Regions from separate parts of the Homo sapiens genome. Here region 2 is linked to region 1. Evidence: chromatin loops called from intact Hi-C (ENCODE). Cell type or tissue: heart right ventricle. All regions are shown on one strand. Links, peaks and the distances in the headings refer to the core of each region. The heading gives the core; the rest is flanking DNA.

Region 1 (10,713 bases), core at 1,143-9,142:
GTGTTATATTACGATGGCTACAAAGGAGAAAATGGTATGTTTTATATCATTGATGTATTTTATACATGAGATAGTTGAGACAGTGTATTAAGTTTATACAAATCTGAGCTAAACCCTATGCTATAGGAATGCACAGAAATGTATGTTTCCTATGGCCTAACAGGGAAGGAAGACTTTGTGTAGAGGATGTGAGACCACAAGATTTGGCCTTACCAAATAAGGAATTATAAGTAGACAAAAAATAGCATCAGCAAACACACAGTAAAATTATGTGTAAGTTCAAGGAGCCGTCAACACAATTTGTGAGAATGACCAAATACTTACTACAGAAAAGTGGGAGAAAGCTGTATAAAGCCCAGATTACTGCACAATATTGGAGAGCTATTGTGATTTCTTCTTTAGGAACATCATTCTGGCAGTGATGCACAGCATGGTCGTTGGATTCAGTTCAGGAAGATTAGTTAATATTGCAGAGTTGTAAGGAAATCAATGAGGGTAGGTAATATTATTGTGTAGGTAATGCAGTATCACAGAGTTTATATTTTTCCCTCCCTCCCTAATAAAGGATATACACCACAAAGTATTATCTCTGAACTTCAGTGAATGTCATACTAAAATTCGTCATGTGGATGCTCATGCAACCTTGAGTGATGGAGTAGTTGTCCAGGTCATGGGTTTGCTGTCTAACAGTGGACAACCAGAAAGAAAGTTTATGCAAACCTTTGTTCTGGCTCCTGAAGTAAGTTTCTCAATTCACTTAGTTTTCATTTATATGGTTGCTAGTTGGTTGAAGTGTCCAGAGGTTTCTTCTAATAGGTTTAGATTTGCATATTGTTATTTTTGGGGAATTTGTGTTTGACCTGTTGTTTGAGTGAGTGCGTGTGTGTACATGTGCTTTGACTATTTGGAATTAAAAATCAAATACTGATACAAGTTTGTAAATAGATGATTAAGATTACATTAATACAAAAAATATATTGGTATATTTGAAAGGTTACATTTGAAAACAAAATAGAAGAGTTCTTTTGGTTTCTTTTCTATTAAATAGCTGTTTCTTGAGTTCTACTAGGTTGGTGCAAAAGTAATTGCGAGTTTTGCTATTATGTTTTTTTGAGTGACCTTTTTATTTTATATAAACATCATAGCATGTTCAGCATTGGAAAATTATATTGAGTCAAGATCTCTAGTATTAAAATGAGAAATTGTGTATGCCATGTAATTTGCTCTTTTATATAATACCAGATTTCTGGATATTTATGGAATAAATGTTGTTTCCTATAGGGATCTGTTCCAAATAAATTTTATGTTCACAATGATATGTTTCGTTATGAAGATGAAGTGTTTGGTGATTCTGAGCCTGAACTTGATGAAGGTGAGGTTACTTTGAAGATATGAAGATAGAAGGGTTCTGTTGGTACTCTTTATGGACTAATTTCTATAAGTATGACATCTACGGAAATTTGCTGCTTTATTGTAACTGTGTCAAACATCCTTTTTTCATGGTTTTGTTGTTGTTGTCGTTGTTACAAAAAGATGTCCATTGTTTGAAAATATACAAAATTTGGATGTCAAGGAAAAAGGTTCCCCTCAGTCTCATCCTCTGTAGATAACCAAGTTTGGTGCCTATTGGAGAAGGTTTTTGGATTCTATACTTGGCAACATGTATTTTTATAAATGTGGAATTACACTGACTCAAAGCTTCCTTTTTTTTAATGTAATAATATGTCTTTGTTGGCTGTCTATGTTGTGGCTATGCCGTAATTATTTAATTGATCTTCCATTGATGTACAGTGGTTAGTTTCTTTATCATTATTGCTCTATTAAATATATGTTACAAAGGAAGCTAAATTGTGGCTTTAATATAACTTTTTTCCTTTTACTGAAAGATTTGTTTTTTTCTAATAGAGTACAATAAATATTAAACTTCATCCTTGCTCTCCAGTTTTTGAGAGAACAGGGGATATTGTAGTTGAATGCCTTTGTTATTAAAAAAAAAAAAATTGGAGCCGAGCGCGGTGGCTCATGCCCGGAATCCCAGTGTTTTGGGAGGCCAGGGCGGGTGGATCACTTGAGGCCAGGAGTTCGGGACCAGCCTGGCCAATGCAGTGAAAACCCCATCTCTACTTAAAAAAAAAAAATTAGCTGGGCATGATGGTGCATACCTATAACCCCAGCTACTCAAGAGGCTGAGGCAGGAGAATCGTTTGAACCCAGAAGGCGGAGGTTGCAGTGAGCCAAGATCACACCACTGCACTCCAGCCTGGGCAACAGAACAAGACTCCATCTCAAAAAAAAAAAAAAAGGAAAGAAAATTGTCAAATTTTCTTTTTTGCTATCATACCACTTCCTTAAACATGTTAAAAATATGTCCGTTAGAAATTGTGAAGCCTCTTTAAAAAAGATGTGCTGTATTATGTATTTTCAGAATCAGAAGATGAAGTAGAAGAGGAACAAGAAGAAAGACAACCATCTCCTGAACCTGTGCAAGAAAATGCTAACAGTGGTTACTATGAAGCTCACCCTGTGACGTAAGCATACTATTTGCAAGGTTAAATTTGGTCTGAACTATGTCAGCAAGGTGGTTTCTGTTCCTAGAATTATTGTTGAAAGTAAATTCTTGATAAAACCACCTATTATGTCAGTATTTGAGTACCTATTGTGTATATGCAAGAAATTTGGAAAGAATGGTTTTATTTAATACAAAAATTGAACATGGCTTGCACCAAAACAGTGGTTCCTTACTGATAATGTAGAGTGTTGAAGACAACACAGAGTAAGCATTTTATTTTTATAAAAGATAAGGTTTATAGTTAGCACTAAAGTAAACATTCTTAGTAATTCAGTTTTGAAATGGTGGGATTAAAGAACTGCTACTTGAGAGTATTATTCCTTCTGTCTTATAGCTCTTTTTGGAATTTTGCTTTGAATACTTTGTAGATCTAGAACAAGTTATTGGCATATAACTAGTTACACCCATTGGATTAGAGAGAAATTGAATTTTTTCTTACTTGAACTCCTACTAAAAAGTGAACTAAATATTTTATTGTAGTAATGGCATAGAGGAGCCTTTGGAAGAATCCTCTCATGAACCTGAACCTGAGCCAGAATCTGAAACAAAGACTGAAGAGCTGAAACCACAAGTGGAGGAGAAGAACTTAGAAGAACTAGAGGAGAAATCTACTACTCCTCCTCCGGCAGAACCTGTTTCTCTGCCACAAGAACCACCAAAGGTTAGATCAAAGAACTCTTTAGACTTACAACATCACATGTTCAAATTTGGTGCTGTTAATGAAGTATGACCTTTTTCTATTATGTTAAATTGTTTAGTAAATTATTTTATGTATATGAAAGAAGCTGTGGGGTTTGTTTGTTACCTGAGAAAATGTTATTGTTTCCCTGCCCCGCAAAATACCCCTCTAAGAGTGAAACTTATAACTTAAGATGAATCCTTGTCTGTATGCATTGTTTAGTAACTTATATGAAATTATTTGGATCCATGTATAGAGCTGTCAGTTGTTCTTTCATTCTGTATTAAATTCTCTGAGCACAGATGCACCAGGAATCATGCAGTTTCCCAACTTAAACAAGTTGGTCTATAATTAAAAGAAGAGATACCTGTTGTTTGTGGTTTAAATGGGATCAGTTTCCTTTCTACACCAATTAAACTATCTTGGAAAGATGAGTGACATCCTTAGTGTATCATGTAAGCCTACCTGAAACTTCTTTTATCTTTCTTCAAAGTCAAAGGTTAAAGTATATTTGAGTGGTGATAGGAGGAGATTCTTTGTTCAATTTGTGAATGTCAGAGTTTCCAGCTAATACTCTCTTCTTTCCTATCCTTCCCTCTCCCGTTAACACCATCACACACCCTATCTTACCCCCAAAGGGGAAATAAATTGTTTCTATTAGGTTCAGGTTTTTCTAGCATGTTTGTTAGTGGTTTTGTTTGCCACTTGCTCATCTACTTAGAGTACGTAGGAACTTGCTTATGGTTTTACTTAGTAGTCAGACAAAAGTTATAAATAAGCTTGCATAATGAGATTTTGAAAGCTGGCACATAGACTGGCATGTGTGTGTGTGCCTTTCTTTTAGGAGTCTTCCAATATAGAGCAATAGTTTAGAAATGAAAAGAAAATATATATTTGGAAGTTTCCCTATAGGAATGTTGGTGGTTTTCCATGATTAGTAGTCTAGGTTTGTTGCATTTCCTGCAGGCTTTCTCCTGGGCTTCAGTGACCAGTAAAAACCTGCCTCCTAGTGGTACTGTTTCTTCCTCTGGAATTCCACCCCATGTTAAAGCACCAGTCTCACAGGTAACCAATCTGTGAACACATTGGATTGTATCCTTGTTACATTGCCAATTGCTTATTTTTAAAATACTTTTAAAAATGAGTCAATCAGAAATTATGGATTAAATATACAAAAAACTTGTATTATATGTCAGTGCACCCACTTTAAATGTCAAATCTCCATTCATCATCTACATAGGTGGTATTTGGGGTTTGGGTGTGTGAAATACAGATTAAGTTGGTTTTTACCAGTATATAATATTGTCATTTAAAAGGCTTCTTAAAATAACAAAAAGAATGTTCCTTTTTCAAAAGCTTCAAATTCTATTTAGCAAAAATATTTTAGGTAAGAAATTCGGAGAGGCACAAAGTAGTGTGGCGTAATAAAGAATCGTTTTTGTTTTTTTTTTTTTTTTTAAAGCAAAAAAAAAAAAAACCAGGAAACTTTTTAACATACGCTGCCTAAGCTCTCAGTGTGTAAGTGGTTCACACCACTTAATTGAAGCCTGTACCAACTTATGACTGTAGTGTTCACCTTAACTGATCATTCTAGTATTCTGCTTTTTGTCTGTTTGTCATCTTACCCATTTCAGAGCTTTCAAAAATGTGAAAATAAGACACTGCCTACCTAAGAAGTTTGTTAGATTTAGTTTAGAATGAACTAAATTCTAATTAAGTTTATCAGCATATAAAGGGTGTCCAATTTTTTCCCTACATTTTGCATTAAACTTCATTCCACTAGAAAATTTATGTTTGAAATGTTAGTATATAAATGTATCTTTTATATGTTCTAAGCAGTGAAATTTTGAGGTTTTAAAAGTAGTAATTTTTAGTTTTTTGGTGTTGGGACACATAATCAGCTACATAAAAGTAGAATACGCCCGTGATACTTTTTTTTTTTTTTCATTTGGGTATTCAGGCAATGCGTGGTTACCCTTATGTAAGATGGTCACCCAGAGTTCCATCTTAACAAAGGAAATTAGTTTGTGCAGTATTGTTTTGTGCTTTTCTACCCATATGAAGACCCAATAAATAACTTTTGGCCCTTCTTTTGGAATCTTCATTTCCTATCAGATTTGGATTTGGAACCTTTGGATTATTTCATTTCAGAGAGTTTAAACAGTTAAAAGTTAAAATAGCTAGTGCTTATGCCTTTGATATGCGCCAAGCATTGTGTGAAGCACTTTTTGTTCATTTTCAGTGAATCCTCACAACCACCCTGTCAGGGTGGGTACTATTGTTTCTGTTTTAGAGATCAAAAAATTGAGGTCTAGAGTAACTCACAGACATTTATGTACATAGTAGGGTTGGGCTTTGAAGTCATGCAGTGGGACATGAGTCCATATGTGGCTCATGTAAACGTTTATTTTTTTGAGACAGAGTCTCGCTCTGTCGCCCAGGCTGGAGTGCAGTGGTAGTGGCAGTGGCGTTATCTTAGCTCACTGCAACCTCCACCTCCCCAGCTCAAGTGATTCTCCTGCCTCAGCCTCCCGAATAGCTGGGATTGTAGGTGCCCGCCACCACGCCTGGCTAATTTTTGTATATTTAGTAGAGACGGGGTTTCACCATGTAGACCAGGCTGGTCTCAAACTCCTGACCCAAGTGATCCACCCGCATTGGCCTCCCAAACGGTGGGGATTACAGGCATGAGCCACTGCGCCCAGCCTCATGTAAACCTTATGCAATTCTCCAGCACCTTGCTGCAGAGTCATGTATCTTATCTGTATTTGCATCAAAGAGGACTCTTAAGACATGCCTGATTAAATCCTAGTCTCTTGCCCAGAAAAATACCTTCATATTTATCTCAAGTAGTTTGCCTTAAATATATTTTCAAAGTTAGTTGTAGGAAATGAAGTTGTATTTCCTATGCCACCCCTTTAATAAAACAAAAATTTTAAATGTTTAGAATTTAAACTTTAAAAGAACGTTCTAATGTCTTTAGGCTATACTTAAAATGGATTCATGATATTTCTACTTGATTTAATAATCCTTCAATTTTAGTTTGTTACTTTTGTGTAGTATTCATTTCCTTGTACTTTGAACATAGATTATTGATAAAAGGAAGTTAATTCCAGGGTATTGGTAGGCATTAACTTAGAAGTAGGTAAGTTAATTTCTTGAATAAAATATTTTGTCTGGAAATTGACTAGTTCACCTACAAAGCTTATGTTTAATTGAAGGGCTTATTATTTGTGGTTATACCTGCTTTTATTGACTTGATTTGATGGTTCTGTACTTACTTCATATTCTGTTTGACCTTCATTTGTGGGTTTGTCATTTGATCATACTTTCTGGTTGCATGGAATTAATTTTAAGGCCCTCTACTGTGTGGCATATTGGCCATGTTATCTGTTCAGAAAAACTAGTTTTAATCATGAAACTGGAGACCTGAAGAATTATAAGTATGCAGCTGACTTAGTTAACATATGTCAATCAGTTACTGAAAGGGACAGTGTTAGCTTTTTGTTCTTGTATTTTTCTTAAACTGGCATCATCAGATATCTACTTAAAGTCAGATTCCTAAATCAATGGCATGAATTATTTGTAAGATGTTGGAAATTATTAATATTTAACTTTATCTGTTTTTAATTTTCATCCTTAAAGAATAAGGAAGAACTTTATTTTGCTACTTGTAGTTACTCGTGTTTTGATAATCTGTTTTGAAAAGAATTTAAATCAGTCAAGACCAGGGCCTCAAGTTCTTTGATAACATTTGGATTGAATGAGTCTAAGGTTTTTCTTAAATTTTGTAATAAAGGTGCATTTAGTGTTTTTATTAATTGCCAGTAATACACTCACTTTATTAAACTTTGACAGAGTACGTTTATTCTCTAATTCTGTTTATATTCATACTGAAGTATGCCTTTAGACCCCCTTAGTTGAAGTTTCTAAATAACTGCCTTTTTCAGCATCACATTTTGCATCAAATTATTATATAGAATTAAACCCCAAATACAGATAGCGGTGGTCTCAGGGCTGTCACTTACGTATCTTTGTCAGACATAGAACATTATCCTGCATGTTTTGGGTCAGAGAACTAAAAATGTAATTTAATTTAAATGAACAAATAGTTACTGAACATCTGTGTCTAATAGCACTGTGCTTGGTTCTTTGGGTGATGTAAAAGTAAGTTAAGATATGGGCCTTGGGCACTGGCGTGCCTGTAGTCTCAGCTGCTTGGGAGGCTGAGGCAGGAGGATCACTTGAGCCTAGGAATTTGAGGTTACAGTGAGCTATGATTGTGCCACTGCACTCCAGCCTGGGCAATAGAGTAAGACTGTGTCTCTCTAAAAAAATAAAAGATACAGACTTTATAGGAGTAAATACATATAAATAACAACAAAACCTGGAGAGAGTTAAAAATATTCATTTTATAACTAGTAGAATTCTAGAATATGGTAAGCAACTTCATCTTGAGGGAAATAGGACATTGACATAGAGGAAAACAGAATTTAGGAAGAGGCAGGCAAACTTGGTTAAACTGTTAGCATAGGAGTTAATATTCCTTTTGGTTACAGTGGCTGAAATCATTTACATTAAATTGTCATTTTTGAAAGAAGCTTTTTTTTTTTTTTTTTTTGAGATGGAGTTTCTCTCTTGTTGCCCAGGCTGGAGTACAATGATCTGCTCACGCAACCTCCGCCTCCCAGGTTCAAGTGATTCTCCTGCCTCAGCCTCCCTAGTAGCTGGGATTACAGGCATGTGCCACCACACCCGGCTGATTTTGTATTTTTAGTAGAGACAGGGTTTCTCCATGTTAGTCAGGCTGGTCTCGAACTCCCGACCTCAGGTGATCTGCCCGCCTCGGCCTCCCAAAGTGCTGGGGTGATAGGCATGAGCTACTGTGCCTGGCTGAAGGAAGCATTTTTGTGTCAGAATTTGTCCTTGTAAATTACAATATCTGTTATATAAATGATTAAAGAGTTTGAGCCGCTGCATGGACTGAGGTCCTCAGAGATGACCACTTTTTTATTTATTTACTTATTTATTTCTGTGAGAAGGAGTTTCACTCTTGTTGCCCAGGCTGGAGTGCAGTGGCGTGATCTTGGCTCACTGCAACCTCCGTCTTCCGGGTTCAAGCGATTCTCCTGCCTCAGCCTCCCAAGTAGCTGGGGTTACAGGTGCCTGCCACCACACCCAGCTAATTTTTTGTATTTTTAGTAGAGACTGGGTTTCGCCATATTGGGCAGGCTGGTCTCAAACTCCTGACCTCAGGTGATCCGCGCAGCTTGGCCTCCCAAAGTGCTGGGATTACATGGAGATGACCATCTTTAAAGATGGGACTGAAATTACTAGCTTTCTGAGTTGAGGACATGTTCTCCATATCCTGTTGGGTGTTTTCAGCATCCTTTGTAGGCTCATATATTTGTCTCTCCTTGGACCATAAATATTTGGGTAGTAGAAGGTCTGAAGAGGTTGGGAATACTGAAAATGCTGTTGTCTTGAGGAAAAGGTAATAGCAGACGCCGATGTAATTTTGTTTTAAAAATAATTATATGTTTAATTCAGCAGTTGGCAGAAACTTTTGGGAGGCATCTTAAACTGTCCTATTACTCCCAGACCCCTAGTTAAGGAAAATCGTTGGGACCAATACTTCAAATGCATATTTTTCTCATAAGGAAGAACAGTAGGGAGCTAAAGGACTTTAACTATTTGAGATGCTACATACAAGTTCCTATAAGTTTCTGTCATTTTTTTAACATGCATTTTAACCTTACAGGTAGCAATTTCAGGTGTTAGAGCAAGCTAATTTTTATACTTTGAACTATAAAAATACTGATTTTAAGGTTATGGGCAGAGATTTAGGCAATACTACTGAGCACTGTTACATTTGAAGGATAGCAAATTAGATTTTCAGAAATTATGTGTTATGTATTCTTGTCTAAGATGAAGATGGCTTTTAATTTTGTTTATGTATTTACATGGAGTGGTTCATCTTGCATTTTTGTGATTTTTTTTTTTGGTAGCAATACCTTTTATGCTATTTCAGTGTTGATATAACTTTAATGAAAAAATGTGACTGTAAAAAGCAACTTATTGTGAGTTACACAGCATTAAGTGGGAAAACAAAAGCTACCTACAGTCCTAGATTGGTACAGAATATCTTGATAAAAATTTATTTTTCTCATACATAGGACACTATGTTAAAAACATTCTAAACTTAAAACTACTGTTATGTCTGCTAGTGACTTGTCGTTAGGTGCTTTGGTTGGTTTTTCTCCAGTGGAGTGTTTTTTATAATGTTTTTTTTTCTTTATATTTTAGCCAAGAGTCGAAGCTAAACCAGAAGTTCAATCTCAGCCACCTCGTGTGCGTGAACAACGACCTAGAGAACGACCTGGTTTTCCTCCTAGAGGACCAAGACCAGGTGAGTCAGCTCCTTTATAGCCTTTAGCATTTAACATTTGTAAGGCTGTAAAAGACTGAACTTAAACAAAAAACTATGATGCGTTCTATACACAGACCCATATAGTCTCAAATTGCTTAAAGATGTGATGTGAGCAACCTGCTAAATAGTGTCTGGGGCCAAATAACCAATTTTTAGGGAGGATTGGTTGACATGCCATGGTGACATATTTTGAAGGTGTAAAAGACTTAAGTCTTATTTGGTTATTGTCACGGTTTTTTGTTTTTTTTTTTTGTTTGTTTGTTTTTTTTTTGAGACGGAGTCTTGCTCTGTCGCCAGGCTGGAGTACAATGGCGTGATCTCAGCTCACTGCAACCTCTGTCTCCCGGGTTCAAATGATTCCCTTGCCTCAGCCTCCCAAGTAGCTGGGATTACAGGCACACGCCACCAGGCCCAGCTAATTTTCTGTATTTTAGTAGAGACAGGGTTTCACCATGTTGGCCAAGATGGTCTCGATCTGCTGACCTCATGATCTGCCCTACTCGTCCTCCCAAAGTGCTGGGATTACAGGCATGAGCCACTGTGCCCGGCCTAGTCACTGGTTTTAAGAGTTCAAAACCAAGCTGCCAATAACCTACTCTCTTAGCAGTCTTATCTCTTTACAGATAAACAATAAGCCCATTTTGATTCTTAGGTATTAAGTAAGTTGCCATGATTTTTGACTTGTTTACCTTGTTAGCTACACATGTAATACTTTTATTTGAACTCTGTAAGAATGTTTAGATTGCTTTGGGGAGGAGATGGGAGAGATGGAGATAGTATATATCACATTTACAATGTGAATTTTTAAAGTGATATGTTACCAAACTAGAAGTCCTAAATTTGTCAGTGATTAAACTTGGGATCTTGAGTGAAACCCTTAAATTCTGAGCTTCTTTTATGTCAAATATTACACAAATTATTCTTGTATTGCCTATTTTCCTCACTGTGTTCCTTGTGTTATTGGGAGAATCAAATAAGATTTTATGTATATCTATATACATACACACTTAATATGTATAGACTGCATAAATGTGA
Region 2 (10,713 bases), core at 1,131-9,130, 190 kb before region 1:
TTAGTCCAGTTATTTATTAGTCCATACTATTTCTCACGTGTCCCCAATTCTTCTTTTGCCTCTATTGAAGGGCTTCTCAAATGTTTTCATCTCAGGATCCTTTTATACTCCCAAAAAGTACTGACGATCCCAAAGAACTTTTGCTGATGTGGCTTATATCTATTGATATTTACTGTATTAGAAATTAAAACTGAGAATGGCAAGGCATAGTGGCTCATGTCTGGCACTTTGGGAGGCCAGCTGATAACACATGGAGCAGAAGAATCACCCCAGTTAACTCACAGAATTGTGAAATATCATAGGTGGTTATTGTTGTTTTAAACCACTAACTTTTGAGGTATTTGTTATGTAGCAGTAGATAACTCAAAACATTGACAATCCAAGGAATTAAAGTTTAGTTGTATTAATCAAAATAGAAGGATAATTTCAGGAAGGGCTCATACTTCCCAGAAACGATCTTTTCTGAGAAAATGCTAATAGTCATAAAAGAATTTCTCTGTTTTAGCATTTTTGACATGTCTTCAAGTTGTAAATAAGTGTTTTAGGTTTTGGTTATTTATTTATTTATTTATTTATTGAGACAGTTTTCGCTCTTTTTGCCCAGGCTGGAGTGCAATGGCCCGATCTTGGCTCACTGCAACCTCCACCTCCCGGATTCAAGCGATTCTCCCTCCTGCCTCAGCCTCCTGAGTAATTGGGTTTACAGGCATGTGTCACCATGCCCAGCTAATTTTGTATTTTTAATAGAGATGGGGTTTCTCCATGTTGGTCAGGCTGGTCTCGAACTCCCAACCTCAGGTGATCCACCCGCCTTGGCCTCCCAAAGTGCTGGGATTACAGCTGTGAGCCACCGTGCCCGGCCTTGTTTTGTTTTTTTAAAAAAACAATTATTACTAATGCTGGACATAGAACTCACATGCAGACATAATTAGGGTTTCATAAATCTCTAAAGACCATTATTTTATTTTGTTTACTTATTTATTTGAGATAGAGTTTTGCTCTGTCGCCCAGGCTGGAGTGCAATGGCACAGTCTCAGCTCACTGCAACCTCTGCCTCCCGGGTTCAAGCGATTCTCCTGCCTCAGCTTCCTGAGTAGCTGAGATTACAGGCACCCACCACCACACCCAGCTACTTTATTTGTACTTTTAGTAGGGATGGGGTTTCACCATGTTGGTCAGGCCGGTCTCGAATTCCTAACGTCAGGTGATCTACCCGCCTCAGCCTCCCAAAGTGCTGGGATTACAGGCATGAGCTACTGTGTTCAGCCATAAAGACCATTATTTTAAATTTGAGTGTTTATTTCTATAGAACTCAAAACCTCCTTTAGTCTGCATTTTAATTATTAAAACAAAGGGATAAAGTTTTTAATCCCTGTGTTAGTGTCTTGAAATATTTCTCAGTCACAGACTCAGAGACTGTTAAGAATTATAAGGAATTTCAGATATTAAGTACAACCTCTAAAGCATTTCTCTGGAGAAAAACCTCGAAAGATACACGTGTCCTCCAGGCTTTGTGGAAATGCTCCAGGGTAGAGGTCACTGCTCCTACAGGCAGCCTAGTTCTGTATGTGGAGAGATATATGAATTAGAAAGGTTTTTTTCTGTTAACTTTTATACCAGGCATCGGCCTGGTATAAGAATGTGGAGTCAGAAGATTTGGATTTCAGTTCCTGGCTGTAGGATCTAGGTTATCTGAGCTACAGTGGCCACCCTGAGCTTCTGCGACTCTGCTTTTCAGGAGCAGGGGGAAGCTCTACCTACCTACATCAGTGTGTCGAGATTTCTGGGGGCGTGGGGGGATGGGTGGGGGAGATGCTGATTAACATACACAAAAAGACACAGAATTGTCATTGACATAACCCTCATCTTAGTCTTAAACTAAATGATACAGAGCTGAATCTCTTTATTACTATTGATTGATCATAAACTGGTTTATTTTTCTCACAGATGAAGATAATTTTAGACATGATTTTTTTGTAAACAGATTAGTTATTAGATTTCATTTTAATTTTTTTAACTCTTTTTTTAAAGACAAAGTCTCGCTCTTGTCCCCCAGGCTGGAGTGCAATGGTGCAAACTCGGCTTACTGCAGCCTCCGCCTCCCGGGTTCAGAGCTCCCGAGTAGCTGGGATTACAGGCGCCTGCCACCACGCCTGGCTAATTTTTGTATTTTTAGTAGAGATGGAGTTTCACCATGTTGGCCAGACTGGTCTCGAACTCCTCACCTCAGGTGATCCGCCCACCTCGGCCTCCCAGAGTGCAGGGATTACAGGCGTGAGCCACTGCACCCGGCCTAGATTTCATTTTAATTTTTGAACTGTTTTAAACACACTTGGTTTTTTTTTTCTGTTCTGTAAATTAATTTTTATGGTTCTATTTATGGCAAATGATATTGATTTCTCTATTACAGTATTGAGGTAATACTATCTTTTTTTTTTTTTTTTTTTTTTTTTTTTTTTTTTGAGACGGAGGACGGAGTCTCAATCTGTTTCCCAGGCTGGAGTGCAGTGGTGTGATCTCAGCTCACTGCAACCTCCGCCTCCCGGGTTCAAGCGATTCTCCTGCCTCAGCCTCCTGAGTAGCTGAGATTACAGGCGTGTGCCATCACACCTGGCTAATTTTAGTATTTTTAGTAGAGACAGGGTTTCGCTATGTTGTGGCTGGTCTCGAACTCCAGACCTCAAGCGATCCGCCCACCTCAGCCTCCAAAAGTGCTGGGATTACAGGCGTAAGCCACTGAGCCCGGCCGTGTTTTCTTTTAAAATAAAATTATCTAGAGTTTGAAAATCTCTTTGTCTTGCAGATAAAGTACAAACTCTGTGACCCAGCCTGTGCCATATGTGCAGTCTCAAAACTCTTTCTAGACACTTGGATCTTCCTGCAGCCTGCAAACACACCACTCCTCTCACATTCTGTTTCCCCTCCCTGAGTTGCCCTCCTTCCTGTGGGCCTGGCCTTTATTCTTCAAGACCCAGCTTCAACGCCCTCCCCTCTGTGCAGCCTTCCCTTGACTGCTTCCTCCTCACTGCCTCCTCTCGGGCACCAGCTTGCCTTATGTTGCTCAAGGTAGAGCCTGAATCACCCACTCATTGCAGTGACTGGCGTGCATGCCGGCGGCCTCCACTGCTCTGCGAGTTCCCTCAGAAGACAGGGCAGGTTTCATGTGTCTGCATGGGCACACAGTAGGCAATCCATAAATATAATTTGAGTTCACAAATATTAATAAGGGTCCAAATATCCTTGTTTCTATGTTGGAATCCACCACCAGTTACAAATTCAGTATGAACTGTCTCTAGGAAGATAATGGTCAGAAAAAAATTGCATCACACAGAACCCAACCTAGTCACCACAACACCAAAAATTCATTTTTTCTTTTAAACAGAAAGATTAAAAGCCAACATGCACAAACGTTTTTATTTAAGTGATAATATTCTGGGGTTGTGAGCACACGGAGAAACAGGCACATTATTGGTAGAGGTGTAAATCAGAGCAAAAAATGCTCATTCTCTTTGACTCAGAATTCCATTTTCTATATGACTGTTGACAGAAACACTCTCAAGAATGCAAAGGCCATATGTACAAAGACTTCCTGGAAGCATTGTTTGTAAAAGCAAAAACCCCGAAATCTACCCATAAAGTCCACTAATAAGAGATGAGGTGAGCAATTATCCCCATCCCTATGTTCCAGGAAATACTATGCGGCCACTGGGAAGCATGATCTATGATTCACTGTGGTTACTCTTGGGGCTTGAGATCTGGTGGGATTTTCATTTTGCATTCAGTGGTGCACCAGGAAAGACTTGAATGAAATTTCGGAAGCCAATCTGATTGCCAAGGCTATTACTATTCAATATCTTTTGGGGTTTTTCTTATGATGATGAGTTACTTTTGTAATTAAAAATTACGATAAAATACATATTTTAAAATCAGATGTCGCTTTAGAAAAGGGCCATGGCCAGGCATGGTGGCTCATGCCTGTAATCTCAGCACTTTGAGAGGCCAAGGCGGGTGGATCACCTGAGGTCAGGAGTTCGAGATCAGCCTGACCAACATGGCAAAACCCCATTTCTACTAAAAAATACAAAAGTTAGCTGGGCACGGTGACAGGCGCCTGTAATCTTAGGAGAATCGCTTGAACCCCCGGGGAGGCGGAGGTTGCAGTAAGCCGAGATTGCGCCATTGCACTCCAGCCTGGGAGACAGAGCAAGACTCCGTCTAAAAAAAAAAGGGCCACTACACCTCACTACATTATTTTTTTAAGAGCCACTAGATGTCGCTCTGAGCAAATGCTCTGTGTGGCAACAGTAGCTGCTAGAAAATGCTGATCCCTTATCACCAACTAGCTAGAAATAGCAATGTTACCAGGTCACAGGAAAACGCTGACTCCCAAGGAAGAGTCCCCATAGAATGCCTGCCTATGCTGGCACCAAATGGTAGAAATCAGGAGAGGAGAGGAGCAAACACACAGAGCTGAAGGGGCCGGGACGTCTGATGGGGATGTGCAGGGCTAAACTTGGACCCAGAGTTAGAAAAGGGGTCCTCCCAGCCTAAACTGGGCACTTCATGGTCACAATTACACAGGTCCCTCCTTAATTCTGGGCCATGATTTTATGTGTATTAGCTGCCTAGCCTTCACAATTGGTTTTGTTACCAAAATTTGTCCCTTTATGTAAGACCTTACAAGCATCTAGGAAGTTTTGAGAAAAAAAAATTGGCCGGGAGTAGTGGCTCACACCTGTATTTCCAGCACTTTGGGAGCCAGAAGTAGGTGGATCGCTTGAGCTCAGGAGCTTGAGACCAGCCTGGCCAACATTGTGAAACCCCTTCTCTACAAAAATACAAAAGTCAGCTGGGCATGGTGGCACACGTCTGTAGTCCCAGCTGAGGCAAGAGGACCACTTGAGCCCGGAGACAGAGGTTGCAGTGAGCACTCTAGCCTGGAGGACAGAGGGAGACTCTGTCTCAAAAAAAAAAAAAAAAAGAAAGAAAGAAAAAGAAAAAAAATTAACCCAAATCGAATCAAGCTTCTGGATCTACCTATTAAATTATAGGAGCTACAAGGCCCAGAGGAATGTGTTAAATGATGCCAGGAGGCTGTGGTCAGTGAAATCCAGACTGTGGGGACTTGGCAAGACAAATGGTTTCTTCAACAAATAAATTAAAAGGAGGCAAACAGAGAGAAATGAAGGGAAACCTATAGATTAAAACAGACTTATGAGACATATCAACCAATTGCAATGTGTAGAACTTACTTGGATCCCTAATCAAAGAAGCTGTTTATTTTTTTAATTTCTTTTTCTGATAAAATGTACAGCAAACAAAGAAACTGTTTGTTTATTTATTTATTTATTTATTTATTTATTTTTGAGACAGTGTCTCAGTCTGTCGCCCAGGCTGCAGTGCAGTGGCATAATATCGACTCACTGCAACCTCCACCTCCTGGGTTCAAATGATTCTCCTGCGTCAGCCTTTCAAGTAGCCTGGATTACAGGCATGCACCACTACACCGGGCTAATTGTTTTTGTTTTTGTTCTTTTGAGATGGAGTTTCGCTCTTGTTGCCCAGGCTGGAGTGCAGTGGCACGACCTCAGTTCACTGCAACCTCTGCCTCCTGGATTCAAGCGATTCTCCTGCCTCAGCCTCCCTAGAAGCTGGGATTACAAGCACCCGCCACCATGCCCGGAAAATTTTTTGTATTGTTAGTAGAGACAGGGTTTCACCATGTTGGCCAGGCTGGTCTCTAACTCCTGACCTCAGGTGATCCACCTACCTTGGCCTCACAAAATGCTAGGATTACAGGTGTGAGCCATCGCACCTGGCCAGAATTTTTTTTTTTTTTTTAAAAAGACAAGAGATGTGTGAATGCCCACTGAGTATTTGGTGATATTAAGAATTTATTCTTTTTTTGGGTGGGGGGGGGTATGGTGATGATATTGAGGTTATTTTATTATTATTATTTTTTGAGACAGAGTTTTTGCTCTGTTACCCAGGCTGGAGTGCAGTGGCATGATCTCGTCTCACTACAACCTCTGCTTCCTGGGTTCAAGCGATTCTCCTGCCTCAGCCTATTAGTAGCTGGGAGTACAGGTGCCCACCACCATGCCCGGCTAATTTTTGTATTTTTAGCAGAGAGGAAGTTTCACCATGTTGGCCAGGCTGATCTCGAACTCTTGACCTCAGGTGATCCACCCTCCTCAGCCTCCCAAAGTGCTGGGATTACAGGCGTGAGCCACTGCGCCTGGCCAGAGGTAATTTTTTTTAAATTCTTAGAGATACATACTGACATAGTTACTGGGATTTGTTTCAAAATAGAGGCAGGGGTGTGAACAAAATGAGGCTGGCCCTGAGTTGATCGCTGTTGAAGCTGGGTGATGATTACATGAAGGTTAATTATACTATTTTATAACCTTTTTTGTTTGAATTTTTCTATAATAAGCAGTTTTCAGACCTCAAGGTGGGAAGAATAAATGACATACTTGCCAAGGCAAACAAACTTTCTCAGGGCATGACTGGAGCCAGATGAGAACCATCCTTAGTCATTAAACCTTATGAGTGGAAAAGAGTTAAATAAACAAGAGTTCCATTTATTAGTTTTGTTGGATTTGGGGTGGAGGTGGAAATCACCTAATCTCTTTAAGCCTCGGCTTCCCCATCTGTAAGATGAGCATCATACAGTGATATTTTTCAGAGAACATGAGATCTGTTAAAGTAAATTAAAATGGAGACCAGGCTAGAAGAATCATTGAGCAGACAAAGCCAGCTAGGCCTCATAGGTGATCTTAACCTCGCTTGATTTGCAAACATAAGAAAAACTTATTTCTTGTAAATGTCTGTGTTAAAGAAAAACAGAACTTAAGCTCCACCAATCAGAAATAGCCAACAAACTTATCTAAGTAGGGACTTTCCAGTAGTATAGACCAAATAAGGCAACTTTATAGCTGTAACAAATCAAATCTTTCCTATGTGTTACTTAGGTATTCATGGTATAAAAGCCTGTTCCTAGGGCTGGGCATGGTGGCTCACGCCTGTAATCCCTGCACTATGGGAGGCAGAGGTGGATGGATCACCTGAGGTCAGGAGTTCGAGACCAGCCTGACCAAAATGGTGAAACTCTGTCTCTACTAAAAATACAAAAATTGGCCAGGCATGGTGGCGGTTGCCTGTAATCCCAGCTACTCAGGAGGTTGAGGCAGAAGAATCACTTGAACCCGGGAGGCGGAGGTTGCAGTGAACTGAGATCGTGCCACTGCACTCCAGCCTGGGCAAAGAGTGAAACTCCATCTCAAAAAATAAATAAATAAATAAAATAAAAGAGCCTGTCCCTCTTTCATACTTCCTTAATGGAGCCCCTAAACTGCTCCTGGTTTGGAGCTGTGTGATTCATGATTCATTGTTTGCTCAAATAAACCTTAAAAATAATTTTTTGTGCCTCAGTTTACCTTTTTAACAGACTAAAATGAGAGCAGCACATACAAAAGTATTTTGAAACCCATAAAGTGCAACCTAAGTGCTGAAAGTTGTTTATGTGATGACACTAGTTCATTTATTCACATACATATTCCATGAACTCTTACGGAATACCTAACTAAGGGACAGATACTGTGTTAGGCATAGCAAATACAAAAATAAATGACAGTTTTGCCCTACTTTGTCTAATTCAGTGTTTCTCAACATTGGACACATTGGAAAATACCTGGGCCTGGGTGTCACTCCAGACCAATTAAATCCAAATCTCTGGGAATGGGTCCTGGGCATCCGGATTCTTAAAGAAATTTTACAGGTGATCGATTCTAGCGTTAGCCAGGATTGAGAACCATTTGCCTAACTGATCTTTGATCATGAGTAGTTCTGAAACAATCATTAAGAAGACCAGGACTGGGAACAGTGGCTCATGCCGGTAATCCCAGCACTTCAGGAGGCCGAGGCCAGGAGTTCAACACCAGTCTGGGAACACAGAGACTCTGTTTCTACAAGGAAATTTAAAAAGTTAACTGGGTGTGGTGGTGGCAGTGCACCTGTAGTCCTAACTATTCCAGAGGCTGAGGCAAAAGGATCGCTTGAGCCCAGGAATAATAGGTGACAGTGAGCTATGATTGCGCCACTGCACATACACGCACAAACACAACACTGGGTCTTAGTTTCTACAGTTTTCAAGCAACTTTTAATGACCAGAAGTACCCTCCAGGAATCCACTTCCTAGAAGGATAGATCTTGTCCAACTGTGTACTCTTTGTGGCCATCTGACCTCCCAGTTGCTGACACAAGAGTCAGGCAATTTCAGATATCTCCAGTGGAATTTTCCATTGTGTTTCTCTTCCTTATAGGGATTTATTCTTTCTGATTATGCAAGGTTTTGGGTTTTGAAAATTTCCCAGTTTCAGATCTGAGCAAGGGAGACTGGCCAGAGTTCCTAAGTCACATTCCAAGTTAGACCTTTTGGAGTTTGCACCCCCTGAGTCATGCTGAAACCTTGGGGTTTGAGGTAGTAGAACAGTGAGCCTGGCCACACTATCCTATCCAACACAGAACTCCCCAGCAGCAGCTTCCTGTTTGATTTCTCTGTTTTTCTAGAAGAGTCCAAAAAGAAAGAAATAGGAGCAGCTGAAATGCCTAAGAAAGGAAAGAAAATCTTAATTAGGAGACTCAAGTTTCTGGGGAGACAAAATGAAATAATGCTGTGAAAGCACAGTCCCAGATTCTCCAGATCTCTTTACTGGATGCCAGAGCTGTGTAAAACTACAGATAAAAGATTTATTTGCAGTGGGGATCTTATTTTACTTCTTCCCTCTCCATATTCAGGCATCTTTCTTCCTCAATGCACATTCTCAAATGCAAGACACCTGCTGGGATATTTCTGGGCACAGAAAAGGTCTGGAGGGAGCCTGGGCAAGATGGTGAGACTCCCGCTCTACAAAAAATACAAAAATTAGCCAGACATGGTGGCACATGCCTGTGGTCCCAGCTACATGGGAGTCTGAGGCAGGAAGATCACTTGAGCCCAAGAAGCTGAGGCTGCAGTGAGCCGGGTTTGCATCACTGCACTCTGGCTTGGGTGACAGAGTGAGACCCTGTCTCAAAAAGAAGAAAAAGGGCTGGGCGCAGTGGCTCACGCCTCTAAGTCCAGCACTTTGGGAGGCCAAGGCGGGCGGATCACAAGGTCAGGAGTTTGAGACCAGCCTGGCCAATATGGTGAAACCCCGTCTCTGCTAAAAATACAAAAAAAAATTAGCCGGGCGTGGTGGCACACGCCTGTAATCCCAGCTACTCAGGAGGCTGAGGCAGGAGAATTGCTTGAACCTGGGAGGCAGAGGTTGTGGTGAGCCAAGATCGCGCCACTGCACTCCAGCCTAGGCGACAGAGCAAGACTCCGTCTCAAAAAAAAAAAAAAAAAAAGAGAAAAAGTTCAGAGGGAGTAAAGCACACACTCTGGAATCACAGACCCAGCTCCATCCCTTCAAATTGTACAACCTTGAGTACAAACGCTTACATGTTTCCCTATCTGTACAGTGAGTTCATGATAGTATCTACTTCATCAGGTTGCTGAGAGGATTAGATGAGATAAGACATGCAGAATACTTAGTACAGGGTCTACCACACAGTATGCTATTAGGTTTACCATGGTGAGAAGTCTCCTAGAACAGTGCTTCCCAGCTTTACTGTGCATATGAACCACCTGGAGATCCTGTTTAAAAGTACATGTGGGGCCGGGCATGGTGGTTCATGCCTGTAATCCCAACACTTTGGGAGGCTGAGGCAGGTGGATCACTTGAGATCAAGAGTTCGAGACCAGCCTGGCCAACATGGAAAAACCCCATCTCTACTAAAAATACAAAATTTATCTGGGGTGTTGTGGCGTATGCCTGTAATCCCAGCTACTTGGGAGGCTGGGGCAGGAGAATCACTTGAACCTGGGAGGTGGAGGTTGCAGTGAGCCGAGATTGCACCACTGCACTCCAGCCTGGGAGACAGAGCGAGACTCCATCTCAAAAAAAGAAAGAAAAAAAAAAAAAGCACATTCAAGGTACAGAGTTTCAGTTTCAGATGATAAAAAAAGTTCTGGAGATGGAGTAATGAGGTTGTACGATAATGTGAATGTACCTAATGCCACAGAACTGTACTTAAAAGTGGTTAAAACAGTAAATTTTATTATGTACATTTTACTACAATTAAAAAAAATAAAAAGCACATTCAATAGCGTTTCTAGCAACTTCCTAGGTGAGGCTGATGATGCTGGTTAAAGACCACACTTTGAGTAGCAAGGTCCTCTAGGTAATGAACCACCACCATCAAATTGGTATTACACTTTACAGTTTACATAGGCATTCTATATTCCTTGTCTCTGTGATCCCCATGGTAACAGTACATGGTACTGTGTCCAGGCCAAATGCAAATCTTAGTCACCTGCAGACAACATCTTGACCTTGGGTAGTAGCCCTTTCTATCAAATTAGGGCTGTCTCTCTCTATAGGCAAATAGGATGTTATTTGAGAGGTCCTTGACTTTTTCCTGTTTTGACTGCTCCTTTTTTCAGGTCAAGTCTCCCAAGTAAATGCTTACTACATCAGTGTAGTCCTTGCCTTCCCATTTATGTTTCGTGTTCTGGCTAAAGACAGGCCCTCCAGCCTAAATAGGGAGCATTTGCTTTGCCACTGGATGCCTGTCTTCATTACACCCTGGGAGTGGGTAGGCTATTCCTATTTCAAACATTTCCCT

What was found. Peaks named below come from ENCODE experiments on the same cell type or tissue, not always from the same donor. Only the 100,000 strongest peaks of a DNase experiment are listed, where the experiment ranks them.
Region 2: a loop joins it to region 1, with 3 times the contacts of the local background. A loop is called at or near these places in 19 of 110 quality-filtered maps.

What each region holds. Positions count from the first base shown.
Region 1 is chr4:75,647,583-75,658,295 of GRCh38, reverse strand. It overlaps G3BP2 (G3BP stress granule assembly factor 2), which reads left to right. Exons shown (of 12, transcript NM_203505.3): 4 at 566-739; 5 at 1,282-1,372; 6 at 2,426-2,528; 7 at 3,050-3,230; 8 at 4,215-4,313; 9 at 9,555-9,657. Among named protein-coding and RNA genes, the nearest start is that of G3BP2, 20 kb to the left of the region's middle. In heart right ventricle, for the core only: a CTCF peak has its summit at 4,262 (motif pointing left); no DNase peak of the experiment used is centred there.
Region 2 is chr4:75,842,001-75,852,713 of GRCh38, reverse strand. No RefSeq gene overlaps it. Among named protein-coding and RNA genes, the nearest start is that of PPEF2, 55 kb to the left of the region's middle. In heart right ventricle, for the core only: a CTCF peak has its summit at 4,263 (motif pointing right); no DNase peak of the experiment used is centred there; H3K27ac peaks cover 459 bases.